2 separate regions of the Homo sapiens genome follow, and region 1 is linked to region 2. A link is an interaction called in ENCODE POLR2A ChIA-PET data of the cell type or tissue named here. Cell type or tissue: Panc1. All regions are shown on one strand. Links, peaks and the distances in the headings refer to the core of each region. The heading gives the core; the rest is flanking DNA.

The links. Peaks named below come from ENCODE experiments on the same cell type or tissue, not always from the same donor. Only the 100,000 strongest peaks of a DNase experiment are listed, where the experiment ranks them.
Region 1: POLR2A ChIA-PET joins it to region 2 with 5 read pairs; 4 of 35 experiments call an interaction of 5 or more read pairs at or near these places.

Annotation. Positions count from the first base shown.
Region 1 is chr9:94,809,538-94,817,870 of GRCh38, forward strand. The region is part of intron 5 of AOPEP (aminopeptidase O (putative)); the gene reads left to right. MIR2278 (microRNA 2278) reads left to right here and starts at 425; the gene lies at 425-520. In Panc1, for the core only: no CTCF peak of the experiment used is centred there; no DNase peak of the experiment used is centred there; H3K27ac peaks cover 3,079 bases.
Region 2 is chr9:94,703,351-94,711,683 of GRCh38, forward strand. No RefSeq gene overlaps it. Among named protein-coding and RNA genes, the nearest start is that of AOPEP, 19 kb to the right of the region's middle. In Panc1, for the core only: no CTCF peak of the experiment used is centred there; no DNase peak of the experiment used is centred there; H3K4me3 peaks cover 565 bases.

The DNA of each region.
Region 1 (8,333 bases), core at 32-8,031, 110 kb after region 2:
TGAGGACCTGACCTGCATGCGTCAGGCCCTGGGCAAGGGCTTTGCTTTACAGCAGTGAGGAAGCACAGGTCCTGCCCTCTTGGGACTCACAGTTTGGTGCAGGAGGCCCCCATGCTTTTCTGTTTATAGACCTCTTTTTGAGCAATTACCCAATTCATATATCTATATTTATTTATTTATAAGTTATATGCATTTAGTACAATGTTAATATATTAGGTACACTATAAAACACATACACAAAATAGAAAATGTAAAAGGATGAGAAAAAAACAATTATGAAAGTAAATTCTGTCACTTTTATCCCAAAGAATTGGCACGTGCCCTGGGCTCCCTTCAGCTGCCTGGGCCCTACCCTGGAGACTGACTCAGTGAATTGAGCCGCAGTCTTGGTATCTGGAAGGCTAACAGGTCTTCCCAGCTGATTGTGCTGCAGGTGTTGGAGAGCAGTGTGTGTTGCCTGGGGACTGTGTGGACTGGTATCACCCAGACAGCTTGCACTGACTCCAGACCCTGCCGTCATGTCACAGGTAAGAAGGTCAGGAAGAGGCTGGAGCGTGCCGGTGAATGGGTGAGAAAGCTCCCTGGTGAGGCTTCCTGCTTTTCTGTTGCTCAGAAGGAGGCCGTGCTTCCTAGGAACTGCATCCAGTCACAGGCGGGGACTTTGGGCAAGTCACTGGGCCTCCCTGGCCTAATTTTCTTCTCTGGAAAAGTAAGGGGGTGATTTAGAATAACCCGCAGAATGTCTTAGGGCCCCTACATTTGATTTAATCAGGGTTTTTTTGTTTTTTTTTTTTTGAGACAGAGTCTCGCTCTGTCACCCAGGCTGTAGTGCAGTGGCGCAATCTCGGATCATTGCATACTCTACCTCCCAGGTTCAAGCGATTCTCCTGCCTCAGCCTCCCGAGTAGATGAGATTACAGGTGCGCGCCACCACACCTGGCTCGTTTTTGTATTTTTAATAGAGATGAGGTTTCACCATGTTGGCCAAGCTGGTCTTGAACTCCTCACCTCAAATGATCCACCCACCTCAGCCCCCCAAAGTGCTGGGATTACAGGCGTCAGCCACTGCGCCTGGCCTTTAATCAGGTTTTTTATTTCAACAAGGCATGGGGGTGATTCAGTTTCGTTCAGCAATTTAAAATACATGTATATTTTCTTTTTGATGTAAGAGCTAGTTAGATCATGAGGCTTGGATTTTCTTGGACTCTGTGGGCACCTAGGCAGTAGTAGGTGTTTAAATTTTAGGCCCCCAAGCAAAAGTTTCAGAAGGGGGCCTCTTTAACCCTTGTTAATTGCAAAATAAACAGATCTCAAGGGCAGGGGCCCCTTCTTTTCATAATAACTGCCTCTGTTTTGTGTGTCATCAGTGAAAAGCATCATTTTCAAATACTCCATCAGGAGTGGGTTCCATCACTGAAGGCCTTCTTCCTTCAGCCCATCAAAGGACCTCCTCCTTTGACCCCTCAGAGTCAGTGGCTAACCTGCCCCCTACCCCTGTCACATGTCTTTAGCTTCCAGATATCTCCATTTGCAAGCTAATAAGTTGCACATACATATGTTTGAACAGTTGTCAGGCTTGTCTGCTGCTCAAACTGTGTTTTAGTTTAAAACAACAACAACAGAGAACTCAGAGCGGGGGAATGGATGAAGACATTTCAGTTGTGCCTGCAGGTGGTGTTGTTTTGACCTTGACAGTCAGTTTTAAATGACTTGTCAAGTACCAATGTGTGCTTCTGGGCACACCCACCTGGAAGATATTATGTCCCCTAGGCTTTATATGCCCCAGCAGGCAGGCATGAGGTCCCTGGATTTTGTTTTCATTGATGGAAGGTTAATGCATGCATGGCAGAACTTTACTGAGAGGGGCGCAGCTACAAACCCTGTTTTCATTTAATTCTGATTTCTCTTCTCCCTTGGCCTTTCCCTCCCTGCCCCCAGACCTCTTCCGTCTGGGCTCTCTCCACTCCCCATCAGCAATCCCTTCTCTACCACAGCTGCCCCCCACCACCACTTTGGCTTCAAACCATTTATCCTGGCTTTGATATCTCCTTGCAGAGCTGTAAGCAACCAGGAGATGCTGGGTCCCAGAGCTCAGCAGGGTGCACTGCCTGGTAGGGGACTGGGCCCCAGTCTCCAGGCCACTGCAGGAAATTGCACCCAGAAAGCCTGCCCAGGCCCCTGTGCCTGTCCCGGTAACCACTCAGGTGCAGCCCCCAGAGGCGGCATCTCCTCAGCTTAAGTGTTGTCTGGGGAGAACTTCTTAGGATTATTCTAACCTTTCCGATGGTCCAGGTTCATCTCTCTGAATTTTACCTGTTTAAACTTGGAGTGTCTCCCGTACCCTCAAAGGCCACACATGCTTGTGCTGGCAAGTTGGGGTGAGGAGAATAAATGGACAGATGAAAGGAACCTATTGGATTCATCCTCCTGCCTACCAACACTTCGATAGTTTCAAGTTATTTGAGAGTACAATTGATGGTCCCTTATCCAGGGAACACTTCTTCTTCAGCTTCCTTGTCCAAGGAAGGAGACCTGTACTAATTAGATCATGAGGCTTGGATTTTCCTGTACTATGTTTCTAAAGGTAGAGATGAGGGAAAGGGTGCTTGTTCTTAGGACCACGTGCACATCTTCTCACTCTGTAATACTTCCTTAAACTTGGGAAGAAGTAGGCCCAGAGCTAGATATTTACTTCTCTAATGGGTAACACCACCAGCAATGTGCTCCACTGTTTGGTGGGCTTACGGGAACATATGAAGGAGAGGGTCCCTGCCTGGCCCCTTAGATATCTTGCTGAGATCTGACTTAGAATCTAAGAGGAAGACCAGTGCTTGCCAACCTGTCCTCCCCAGAATCCGGAAGTCTTCCCAAGGCCATAGAAGTGCATCACACTGTCTCGCTCCAAGGGACTCAAACCACTTTCTCTTTATACCCCCTGCCTGAGGGGCACCTCTGTAAGGGAATCTTATTACTTACCTTTGGCACACATCCTGCCCTGGGATTTCCCAGTTAGAATGCCAAGTAGAGGAGGCTGAGAAATGTGTGGTATGAGAATGACTGGACCATGTTTCCTATCACTGGGAGGAGCCTGGTGTCAGAGAATGTAGGAGAAGCAGAGTAAGGGAGAGAAATGGCATTCACTCTGTGCCCCTGCCCTTCCTATGGGTCTCTGAGCCTTCAAATAAGGACTTTATTTGGTCAAAGCTGGTTGAGTTGAGTTTCTGTTGTTTACACCCACAGCCCTGAATAATTTACAAAGGGACACTTCCCTTTTGGTTTTACAAGCAAAAGCATCAGTTAGACCTTAGGATTGGGAAGGGGAGTCAGTGGTGTAGACCTAAAAGGAAGAAGCTGAAGCACCAAATATAATTTAAAGCGTTTTATTGAGCCAAAGTGAGGATGGCTGCCTGGAAAACTCAGACCCAAGGAACCTTGGATATGAGCTCCATCCTGCCTTTGTTACAAGCAGGTTTTTAGAGGCAAAAAAAAAGGGGACAAGGAGTGGGCTGTACAAAGTGGTTTATTAGGAATTCTCGTGGGTTTTCGAAATAACATTGATTAGTGATTGGCTATACGTTGTTAAGCTATAGGGTGGGTTATAGAGTCTGCTGTGGCATTATTAGGTTGATTTATAGCTACTTCTGGCAGTAGCAAACAGTTACAAGAGATGAGTGCATAGCTCAAAGGGAGGGGTAAGATGTGATTGCTCCCTCATTTTAATGTCTCTCTGGACCTGATAATCTAAAATAACTCACTTTCTTCAGATTAAAGATCTTGGTTGCTTTGAGTAAACCTGACAGTGTCTGGTTTGATGAAGGTCCACCTCTGACCTTCAGATTCTTTGATGATGATACCACCTGACTTTATAGCTTTCGGGGTGTCCTCAGATATGTCTCCTCTCACAAACAAGCTCCAGGTCCTTCCACAGCCCTGCTATCACAGGCTTCCTGTAACTTCCTTCCAGACTAGCCCTGTCCTCCCCCTCACCAGCCTGTGCTAAGACCTGGAATCCTTGCTACTCAGAGAGACCTCTCTGCTCTGCCCCTCCCATGATTTTCCACCCACCAGGAAGGGCAAGCTGTGCTTTCTGGTTCCCTAAGGAGTTTCTCATGCAGGGTAATGAGTCCCAGCAGGTGCTGACAGTGGATCAGGGCCTGGGCTTCTATAGCTCTTGGCCTCTGAAGCACAGGGCAGGTGGATCCTAATGGTGAGTTGTTTGCTTGAGCTGAGCTGCAGAAATGGGTTGGAGCATGAGCAAGGGCAAGCCCCAGACAACCAAGAACATTTCATATTCTGCTCCCCATAGGATGCAATGTGAGATTGATACTCGAGGGACCTCCACCCTGGCTGTGTTCAGGCTCTTGACACCGCCACAAGAAGGAATTCAAGGACAAGTTGGAAGATAAAGTACACACTCAAGAAAAGGGAGTTTGGTGTACTAAAGAGAGAGAGTCATGCACAAGGGGGGCTGGGGTTTCTATCTCTATGGGTTTCTGAACCAAGGGGTGGAATATCTATGTTGAGCAGTGGGGTTATTGAAATTATGTAGCAAGGTAGTCTGTTGGTAAATCTTTCAAACTTGCAGTTTAATCCTGAATTGTTAATATAAGATTAATAGGTGTGGTTTATTACCACACAAACACCTCCAATTGGTTCCTGCTCTGGCCCTGTTGGGGCCTCATATGATGGCTTAATAATGAGCCCAAATCCTGCAAAATCTTGCTGTACTCAGGAAAGTTCTGAGTTGCTTCTTCATTTGTGGCAGTCCCACCTTTTAGACAGCCTCCTTTCACTCTGTGGAGAAGGTCTGGTTTCCTGGGCTTAGGATGTACCCCAGGTATTTAATTTTTGGTTTTAGAAATCTGGGCCTTGGATGGAGAGACCTGATACCCAAAGAGGGAGGTTAGGACTTTCCCAGGAGGTTAGGACTTGAATGGCATTCTTCTCTGAGTCCTCTTTAGTGGGACTGCATACAAGGATGTCATCCACATATTGGAGAATGACTCCCCATTTCTAGCTCTAGCTCCTTTTACTCTTGTGCCAAGGCATTTCTGAACAAGTGAGGGCCATCCCTGAAGCCCTGAGGCAGTACTGTCCAGGTGTGCTGCTGGGTAATATTAGTTCCAGGATTAGTCCTCTCAAGAGCAAACAAATACTGAGAGTCAGAATGCAAAGGGATACAAAAGAAAGCATCCTTAAGATCTAATACTGTGAACCAGTTGGTCTCCCGGTATTCGGGTAAGTATGGCATAAGGATTTTGCACTGTCGGACGTAAGGGAATTACAGCCTCATTAATGGCTCTCAAGTCTTGAACTAGACGGTACTCTGTTTGGTTTTTGGTTAGGAAGGACCAGGAGTATTACAAGGAGACTGACATGGAATCAGGAAGCCATGTTTTAAAAACTTGTCAATTAGAGGTTGGAGTCCTTGCTTGGCTTTTGGTTTGAGAGGATACTGACGCTTGTGTGGGAAATTATTTTTGTCTTTTAAAGAGGTGATCACTGGCTGAGCATAAATTGCTTTGCCAGGGCTTTCTTGGTCCCATATTTGTGGGTCTGAGACCTTATTTTGGGATGGATCTCCTGTCATTCCGAGGCTGGCTTAGGAAACAACACTGCCAAAAAGGAGGGCCCCCCACCCAGGGCCTGATAAATGTAAAGTGGCCTCAGGGGTGGCTAGGAAGTCCCATCCCAATGAAAGAGTAGAATACTGTGGCATAACTAGAGATTCATGAGTTACCATATAGTTTCCTAGCCTGCAGTTCAGAGGCACTGTAAAGTGTTTTGATTTTGGGGTGCCACTGACACCCATGACAGTGCAGCTTTTGGAAGATAAGGGCCCAGAGTGGCCATTTAGGACAGAGTAACTTGCCCCTGTGTCAATTAAGACATTGATATTCTTAGTTGCCATGTCAAGAGTCACCTGAGGCTCCTCAGTTATGATGACCAGGCCTTTTATGGGAGCCGCCGAGAACCTCGGGCCCCTTCAGGCCTCAGTTATGGCCATTATGGACTGGGTATCCTCCTATTCCTTTGGAGCTGAAGGCAATCCCTTTTCCAATGGCTCCCCTGCTTGCAGTGAGGACAGCATCTGGGTGGGCTCCCCTGGCTGCGACAGATCTTATCCCAATGTCCTGGCTTCCCACACTTGAAGCAGCAACCATTGCCTGCACGGTTGCTGTTAGGCCTTTTTGGTCCATGGGTGAAGCATCTCTCTGGATGACCCTGAGGTTGCAGGGTGCTGCTCATAGTAACTGCTATCATTTGGGCCTGCCATCTATCCCATTGTTTGCCACACTGGGTCCTTTCAGCCTTTTCAGCCCTGTCCCTATTACTGAATACCTGGAAAGCCTCATCAAGCTTTGGTTTAATAGGTATTTGGGGTCTCAAAGACAATTTCTGTAATTTTCTCCTGATGTTGGGTGCTGACTGGCTTATAAAGTGTGTCCCTAGTTAAATTTGGCCAGCATCAGTACTGAGGTGAGTGTTAATATATTTTCTTAGGGCCTTCACAAGGTGACCCTGGAACAAAGCTTGGTTTTCATCCTTTCCTTATTTCCCTTATTTTATCATAGTTCACAGCCTTAGTGTACATTTTTTATTCTCTCCACTAACCAAATTGCCATACAATTTCTTTTTCTTGGATTAGCCTGGCCTTGTAGATAGTTCCAGTTGGGGTCATTGTTAGGCACAGGCATGGCCCCCACAGTGTATAGTTCAGGGTCCCCAGCTAATAAGTTGTCAGCATAAGCCTTGGCCTCCACGCAGATACACTGCTTTTCCTCCAGGGTGCAACATGTGGACGAGGTAATATGAATAACTCACCAAGTTAACTCAGGTGAGAGTGAGAGAGCCTGAAATTCGTCCTGAATTTAGTTGGGTCCTCTAAAAATTGGCCCAACCTTTGGCTACATCATGCTAGATCAAACACTGAAAAAGGTACATGCACCTGGATGGTCCCAGCATCCCCATTGGCCACCTCCCTAAGTGAGCATAACTTAGAATGGTTAGGAAGGTAGGAAATGCCACTGTAGGTGACCCTGGCAGGGCTCTGTTCCTTCAGTAGGGAGGGCATATAGGTTGGTAAGGAGGTGGGCTAACGGGAGACTAAGGGCTGGAGATGGTGGAGCTAGAAGAAGACTGGGGAGTTGGAGGTGGAATTGGGTGGTAGGGAGGAGCAGGGAGTGCTAGACCTAGGTCTGGGTTAGGAGGTGGGGGAAGGCTATGAGAGGTATATTCCCAAAAAGGGTATCATCTAGGATATCTGGTTCCCATTTCGTTCTCCTAAAGGGATGTGAGTCTAACAAAGGCAGCAGTTCCTGCAACGGTCAAGGTTCTAACAGGGCCACGAAGGCCTGTGCACATGGTGTTTCAGTTCAATTCTCCTGACATTGATAAAAAAGATCTAATTGCAAAATGGTATTACAATTTAGGGTCATGTTCTCTTACCATTGTACTGCATTCTGTTTCCTTTTTTTTCCTTTTAGGATCTCACTTTTTTACCCAAGGCTGAAGTGCAGTGGCACGATCATGGCTCGCTGCAGCCTCATCCTCCCAGGCTGAGGTGATCCTCCTACCCCAGCCCCCTGAGTAAGCTGGGACTATAGGCGTGCACCACCATGCCTGGCTAATTTTCTGTGTGTTTTTTGTAGAGATGGGGTTTCGCCACGTTGTCCAGGCTGGTCGCGAACTCCTGGACTCAAGCAATCTGTGTGCCTTGGCCTCCCACAGTGCTAGGATTATAGGCGTGAACCACCACACCTGGCCCTTGTACCCTATGTTCTAAAAGAAAGGCCTTGACTTGTCTTTGGCATGAAATGAAGAAGAAGAGGAAAGTTAACATATTCCCTCATGGAGGGACTGGTCCCAGTATTTACGAAATGCTGCATGGACGAGTGTGGTGCTTACAATTGGCCAGCTCCATGGCCATGCCTGAGAGACAAGCATCCTTGTTCCCTTGGCTGGCTGCCTTAGTGTCCAGGTGTCCTTGGAGCCCTAGCATTGCCCAGGCATCCTTGGCTCCTGGGGCTTTGAAAATGAGAAGGCTTTTGAGGTCTAGTAGGACGAGTTATGGCATAATTTGAAAGCAGCAAGCATGCCAATATCCATCCGAATATTTATCCTCAAGTAAAAGTTGGGAACAGAAGTGATTTAGCATGGCCAATAAACCAAGGACCTTGAAGGGGCCCCTTAAGAACTTTAGGCCTAGATTTGGCATTCCGGAGGGCAGTATCTAAGATGCCTATCTTGCTGGGTCCAAAGAGTTCCCTAAGCTTTCATGTGAAGTATGAGGAAGAAGCATGAGAAGAGAAAATCTCAGGAGCTGAGTTTAA
Region 2 (8,333 bases), core at 285-8,284:
GTGAAATGGGAGTAGGGGACATTTACTTATGCATTCATTCACTAGGTCCTGAGTGCCAATTGTGTGCCAGGCAGTATTCTAGGTATTCTGTTACAAGGCAAACAAAATCCTAGCCCTCATGGAGCTTCTGTTCTCTAGGGGGAAAATGGGCAATAAATAGATACACTAGCAAGTAACAAGGTTTCTGGTAATGGTAAAAGTTGTGAAAGAGAATAGAGCAGGGCAAGGGGACAAAACAAAGGGAAATTTGAGATAGGCATGATCAAGAAAGGCATTCAGTGAGGGGCAAAGTCCTGAATGAAGCAAGGGAGCCAGCCATGTGTGGCTCTGGAAGGAAATCTTCCACACAGAGAGAGGGACAGCAAGTATAAAGACCCCAAGATGAAAACGTGCTTGGCAAGTCCGGAATGCAGCGGAGAAACAGCAGAACATAACTCACTCCACTGTCGTTTAAGGGGTCCTTTACTCATTTCTGCATGTGGGCTAGGATAATTTTAGAGTGCTGAGATAAAATGCAAAAACAGCAATCATGCAGTTTTTTTAAACTAACTCTGGGATCAAAGGGGAAGTATGTAAACAACTATGTTTTGTTAAAGATTTATAGGAGCATTTTGACCTGACAAGGACAAAGAAGCTCCCAGCCTCCCTGGACCCTCACTGGAACCCAATTGTCTGTAGTCATTGTTCATCTCTTGATTGCAAGCCCCTCCTCTTCCCTCTGCCCTTAACATTAAAAGGGCCTGAAATTTGGACTGAAGGTGGTTCTTCAGCATATTGGTCCCCCATCTTCTCGGCTTGCTGGCTCTCAGAAATAAAGTCGCCTTCCTTGCTCCAACTCCTTGTCTCCTTGTATTTTTTTTCTTTTTTGAGATGGAGTCTCACTCTGTTGCCCAGGCTAGAATGCAGTAGCGTGATCTTGGCTCACTGCAACCTCTGCCTCCTGGGTTCCAGCGATTCTCCTGCCTCAGCCTCCCGAGTAGCTGGGATTACCGGTGCCCCGCCACCATGCCTGGCCACTTTTTTTTTTTTGTATTTTTAGTAGAGATGGGGTTTCACCATGTTGACCAGGCTGGTCTTGAACTCCTGACCTCAGGTGACCTGCCTGCCCTGGCCTCCCAAAGTGCTGGGATTACAGGCATGAGCCACCGTGCCTGGCCTGTCTCCTTGTCTGTCGTGCAGCGGGCAGACGAATTTGGACTTCGTTACAAGAAATATTGAAAGATTGAGAGAAGGGCAATAAATGACCAGACTTATGCTCCAAAGGCTTGTTCTAGGTGCCATGGAAATAGAGACCCTGTTGCAGAGGTGGAGGAAAGACATGCTAGTGGCCTGAATTAATACGAGTGTTGCATTTGAGATCTATTTGGAAACATATTGCCTGGGTGGAGCTAACGCAGACGTGACATTTAAATCATCACAGGTGATTCAAGTGCATCCTCAAGGTTAAGGAGCACCACTGCTTTAAATCATGGTCACTGATTTAGTAGTTCAATTCCTCTCAACCTTGGTCGTACTTCGTAACCACCCAGGGGACTTAAAAAAAAAACCTGGAGATTTAGTCCCACTCCCAGGCTGGGAGTACAGCCTGGACATTAGGATTTAAAAAATATCCTTGGGTGATTCTTCTTTGCAGCTAAGTTGAAAATTTCTGTCTAGAGAATAGTGGGAACCTGGTGTGCGAGGTAGGCAACAAGAATTGATTGGCAATGCTTGCTTTAAAGCAAGTTCTATTAGAATCAAGTTCTGTGAGAGAAGACTGAAAGATGCTCATAATCATGTATGGTCCCAAACGTCTCTGGTGGGTCCCTACTTCCCTCCCCTCCCACTAGCTGTTAGAAGTAGAGCTGGTCATCAGTATCTAACCTCCCCATACTGAAGCCGAGTCCCCAGAGCTGGCCATGGTCACAGTGGTGACCTGACTTTCAGCTGTCATCTCCTCACCCATGTTTGCCCAGGCCAACTCTCTTTTCCAGGGGGTATCAGGTCTGGGAGATGGCAGAGCAAGGCAGGAGGCGTCCAGACAGCAGCTCTCTTTCGTTCCCTTCCTGGGAAGGCATCTGGCAACCATTCTCTCCAGCTCTCAGGAACAGTCCTGAAATTCCCTTTCTATTGATGGGAAAATACAAGCAAAAATCAAAGTAATAATCAGTGTCACTTAGTGAATTAGTGATGGAGACGGGAACAGAATCCAGACTTTCTAACTTGGAGATCCCCTGCTTTTAAGTCTAAATGGCTCTTTTATTCTAATCCAGCTGTGCCGCGTTAATAAGGCTTTGACGAGATCCAGCTCTGTATTTGGTAGAGTTAACATATTTGATATTTACCTCAGCTATTTGTTGTCTGTTTAATAAGTTTGGTTTGTCATCCCAGATGCACATTATTTAGGAGTGTATAATCACATACAATTGTTTACGCTATTTACTGTTTGCTTTCAAGTCTTGCCAAGACGGACTTGGTGTAAACTAGCTGTCTGCAGCAGCCACACTAAGTTAAGCCTTTAAAAGGGTCTAATTGGGCTTATATAAATAAACACAACGATATGGAAAATAACTCCACATAACGTTTACTACACTGCTGGCCGGCTGGCAAATATGCAGACCTTCTCTCTTGTGGAATAGATAGAAGTAAATCTTACTCAGAAGGGTATAGAGAGCTATTTAAGTTTTAATTTAGAGCTCATCCAACTCTCTCTCTCTCTGTCTTACATACACACACACACACACACACACACACACACACACACGAGAAAAATCCTTTCAGTGGCAATAAATTTTAATCATGTAGTCAGTAAAGCTTGACTCTGGCTTTTATTCTTAGAGAAAATGGTCAGTGAAGCAAATCTCATATCTACTCATTACAAGGCCAATGGGCAGGTCATGATAACTGAGGGACCACAGATGCTCTGGTTATGTTTTAAACTAATAAAGGAGACCAGCAAAAATTCAACTAACCACTTAGGCACATGAAAAGAAGCAGAGCATAAGGGAGGCAGCATCTTTCCAAAAATGTTCAGCACGATTCCTTGTTGTACAAAAATTCAGTGGTTATGTCTTTCTGATGGAAGCTGCAGGAGCTCTGTGGCAGTCTTTGTGTATGAAAAAATTACAGTATGATGTAGGAGTTTTAGGACGGGCTGAGAATTAATTATTACTGGGTAAAAGGTACATTTTACAGTCATTTCATCAATAAATATTAATTGAAGCCTCACTGTGCATCAGTCTCTGGGCTAAGTGTCACAGGCCAGGGCACATCATGTGCAAAGATATGGAAGGCCTCATCTTCGCTCTTTTTTTTTTTTTTTTTTTGAGACGGAGTCTCACTCTGTCACCCAGGCTGGCGTGCAGTGGCGCAATCTTGGCTCACTGCAACCTCCGCGTCCCAGGTTCAAGCAATTCTCCTGCCTCAGCCTCCCGAGTAGCTGGGACTACAGGCGTGTGCCACCATGCCTGGCTAATTTTTTTTTGTATTTTTAGTAGAGAAGGGGTTTCACCGTGTTAGCCAGGATGGTCTCAATCTCCTCACCTTGTGATCTGTCTGCCTCAGCCTCCCAAAGTGTTGGGATTACAGGTGTGAGCCACCGCACCCTGGCCTATCTTCGTTCTTGAAGAATGAGTCATTTAGGATACTTTGTCTTCTTTATGCTTTTGTTCATGCTGACCCCCTCCAGTGAAATACCCTCCACTGCCGACCTCGGGATAGAGGCACACCCTTTGGAACTGTTTTCAATTGCTAGTTCTACTTGGACCCTTATTTGTGGCTAATTCCTTCTGCTTTGAATTCCACGTACTTATGTAAACCTGTTTGTTTCACAATGTCTTCAGGGCAAAGGGCAGATCCTGTGGATCTTTGTATCCTGTGCTTAACAAGATATAGTATGTATTCAATCAACATCTGTTGGATCCATAAATGAATGAATGAACAATATTAATAGCTCCTTGGAAAATGGCAAGCTATTTTAATACCTTACTCAAGTGTTTGAATTTACCCTCTCTGAAATGGTATCAGGACGGTACTTAAACTGGTCCACATTGTTTAATTAATACCGGGAAGTATTGTGTTGGCTAAAATCCTATAACATCATCATTTCTGTTTCATCTAGCAAGTTTTATTTATTCTTTTTTTTTTTTTTTGAGACGTTGTCTCGCTCTGTCGCCCAGGCTGGAGTGCAGTGGCGCGATCTCAGCTCACTACAAGCTCCACCTCCCGGGTCCACGCCATTTTCCTGCCTCAGCCTCCCTAGTAGCTGGGACTATAGGCGCCTGCCACTATGCCCGGCTAATTTTTTGTATTTTTAGTAGAGACGGGGTTTCACCGTGTTAGCCAGGATGGTCTCCATCTCCGACCTTGTGATCCGCCTGCCTCGGCCTCCCAAAGTGCTGGGATTACAGGCATGAGCCACCGCGCCCCGCCTATTTATTCTTTTCTTTTCTTTTTTTTTTTTTTTTTTTTGAGACGGAGTCTCGCATTGTTGCCTGGGCTGGAGTGCAATGGCGTGATCTCAGCTCACTGCAACCTCTACCTCCTGGGTTCAAGCAATTCTCCTGCCTCAGCCTCCCGAGTAGCTGGGATTACAGGCATGTGCCACCAGGTCCAGCAATTTTTTTGTATTTTTAGTAGAGACAGGATTTCACCATGTTGACCAGGCTGGTCTGGAACCCCTGACCTCAGGTGATTCAAGTGCCGGGATTATAGACGTGAGCCACTATGCCTGGCCTAGCAAGTTTTATTTAAATGTTTTTTGGAATTATTGTTGATTTTGGAGTGTATGATGATGATATTATAGTTATGTTTAAAAGGGGGAAATACATGCTGAAATATTTAGACATAAAATTAGATGATGTCTGAAATTCGCTTCAAGATAGCCAGAGAGAATTAAAGAGTATAGATGAAACAAGACTGGCCATAAATTGATTGTTATTGAAGCTGGGTGATGAATACATGGAGGTTCATTTAACTATTTCATCTCCTTTTGCACATGTTTAAAATTTTCTATAATGATACTAAAAAAATATATTTACATTTATAGAAGAGGAGAATCTGATGGAAGGGTCACAACTAAGCAATAAACATAAAACTGCAGACCTAAGTTTCTCCCGCTCAGGAATGCCCACAACACTGCACTTTTGGGATTAAGTAAAAGTAACAGAAATGCATGCTTGTTCCATTTCTGATTGCTCTATGGTTTAGCCCTTAAAAATTGTTCATTATCTTCCTAGAAGGCCAACAGTCATTTTCTATGATTGCAACTTGACCACTTTCTATTACAAATGCACTTGCTATAACTGGTTATAGGAGGCATGGAAGACTAGAATGAACAAAGGAAAAAAATGTACCTCACCACTGGGATCTCACTCAGAAATATCTTGAGATCAATACCGGGCCACCTTCATCTAGGATGTGTAAGTGAAAAATCTTCCACTTCTCATTCCCCGTTATGTCCCATTCTAGCAATTTTCATGACTCCTACTATTTTTGGGGTAGGGTTGCTGGTAAAAATTTAGGCTGCTAAATTAAATTTGAATTTCAGAGAAATAACAAATACTTTTTAAAGTATAAGTATCTCAAATATTGCATGGGACATACTTATTTTTATTTGCTAAATTTGGCAACCCTACTTGTGGGGCTATGTGATATTTATAATTCCAACAGTTAGTCAATTAATTAAAGGACCATTTTCTATACTTAGTTGATTTAATCATCTTGAAAAGCTTCATTTAGCTCTGGCCTTCACTAGACTATTGAACTAAAAAGGCTCAACTTTACTAAAAAAAAAAAACACAAAAAAACACAAAAAAACACAAAACTATCAAATTCTGATAAGAATACCTGTATTTCCAAATCTATTTTTCTGTTTGTTTGTTTGTTTGTTTTTTGAGATGGAGTCTCACTCTGTCTCCCAGGCTGGAGTGCAGTGGCGCGATCTCGGCTCCCGCCACCAAGCCCGGCTAATTTTTTGTATTTTTAGTAGAGACAGGGTTTCACTGTGTTAGCCAGGATGGTCTCGATCTCCTGACCTCGTGATCCGCCTGCCTCGGCCTCCCAAAGTGCTAGGATTACAGGAGTGAGCCACCGTGCTCGGCCATCTATTTTTTTATTTTAAGCAAAATAGCATATATATTGTTAAAATAAAATCAAACAATACTAAAAGGCTGACAGTGAAACGCAGCTGGCTTCTGCCACGCTCCCTCCTGATCCCCTAGATCCACTCAGTACCTAGAGCCGAGTAGCCAGCAGAAGCCGCCCTCCCTGGAGTTCTCTTTCGATCACTCAAAATAGTCTCTTGCTGTTAGGTCTTGATTTCTCAATTTTGGACATTACATATTGAGTTTCTTCTGAGAGAAGAAAGAAGAAGATTTAGTCTTTTAACTATTCTCATTCTCCCTTTGGAGTTTTCTATTACTTTTAGTGAAATCAGTAATCAAGCACCCACGTCGTTATGACCATATGTATACTCCCTGCAGAGCCAGGTTGTGTATGCTGGGTACATTTCCTTTCTGTAGTGAAAAACCATAATTTTCTGTTGCCTCTGCATCCACTTCAAATATAAGTGGGACTTTCTCAAACCAGAAACAGGGCTTGGTCGCCCTTGACACAGTTTCCAGTTCTCCACCTCCATCCATCTTGTTTTTGGTGTGGCTGATTCGCTATCTGCCTTACACAGCTGCCTGCTGCTGACCATCTTCCTTTACACAAATTAACTTCAAATGTATTATAGACTTAAATGTAATACCTAAAACTATAATGCTTCCAGAAAAAGGTGTAGGAGAAAATTTTTGTCACTATGGGTTAGACAAAGATTCCTTAGATACAACCCCAAAAGTATGAGTCATAAGAGAAAAAAATTGATAAACTGGACTTTACCAAAATTAAGAACTCATGCACTCATGCTCTTTGTTTTGAGACAGGGTTTTGCTCTATCATCCAAGCTGGAGTGCAGTGGTGTGATCAGGGTTCACTGCAGCCTCAACCTCCTGGGCTCAAGTGATCCTCCCACCTCAGCCTCTTGAGTAGCTGGGACTACAGGTGTGTGCCACCACACCTAGCTAATTTGTTTTTTATTTGTATAGATGGAGTCTCACTATGTTTCCCAGGCTGATCTCAAACTCCTGGACTGAAGTGGTCCTCCTGCTTTGGCCTCCAAAAGTGCTGGGATTATAGGCATAAGCTGCTGTGCCCAGCCAAACTAATGTTCTTTGAAAAATATTTTAGATCAATAAAAAGTCAAGGCCGGGCGCGGTGGCTCACACCTGTAATCCCAGCACTTTGGGAGGCCAAGGCGGGTGGATCACGAGGTCAGGCATTCAAGAGCAGCCTGGCCAACATGGTGAAACCCCGTCTCTATTAAAAATACAAAAAATTATCCGGGCATGGTGGCACACACCTGTAATCCCAGCTACTTGGGAGGCTGAGGTGGGAGAATTGCTTGAACCCGGGAGGTGGAGGTTGCAGTGAGCTGAGATCATGCCACTGCACTCCAGCCTGGGCGACAGAGCAAGACTCCATCTCGGAAAAAAAAACGAAATAAAATACAATACAATAATAAAAAGACAAATACTGGAGCAATATTTTCAAAGCATATATGTGATTAAAGACTTGTATATAGAATACTTAAAGAATTCTCAAAACTCAGTAATAAGAAAACAACCCCAAAAACATGGATGAAAGATGTCAACAAATACTTCACCAAAGAGGGTATATGGATTGCACATATACCACATGCACAAATAAGGCTTGAAAAGATGCTACATACCGTTCGTATTATGGACATGCAAATTAAAATCACTGATAATATTACAACATGCTTATTAAAATGGCTAAAATTTAAAAAAGACTGGCCCTAGGAAATGCTGGTGAGGATGTGGAGGAGGAATTAGAACTCTTTTTTTTTTTTTTTTTTGGAGACGGAGTCTCGCTCTGTTGCCCAGGCTGGAGTGCAGTGGAGCGATCTTGGCTCACTGCAACCTCTGCCTCCCAGATTCAAGAGATTTTCCTGCCTCAGCCTCCCCAGTAGCTGGGACTACAGGCACACACCATCATGCCTGGCTAATTTTTGCATTTTTAGTAAAGATGGGGTTTCACCATGTTGGCCAGGATGGTCTCAAACTCCTGACCTCGTGATCCACGCCCCTCGGCCTCCCAAAGTGCTGGGATTACAGCTGTTAGCCACCGCGCCCAGCCATTTATTCCTTTTTCACTCTTTGGAGTTCTTACCTTCTGACCAAAGTCATGGACCAAATAGGTGTCATAAGTTGCTCCTTTGTACCTACAGATACAGGGCCATGTTACCTATTAAATGCACGTTAAATTGATCTGATAATAAGGGAATATAGCCA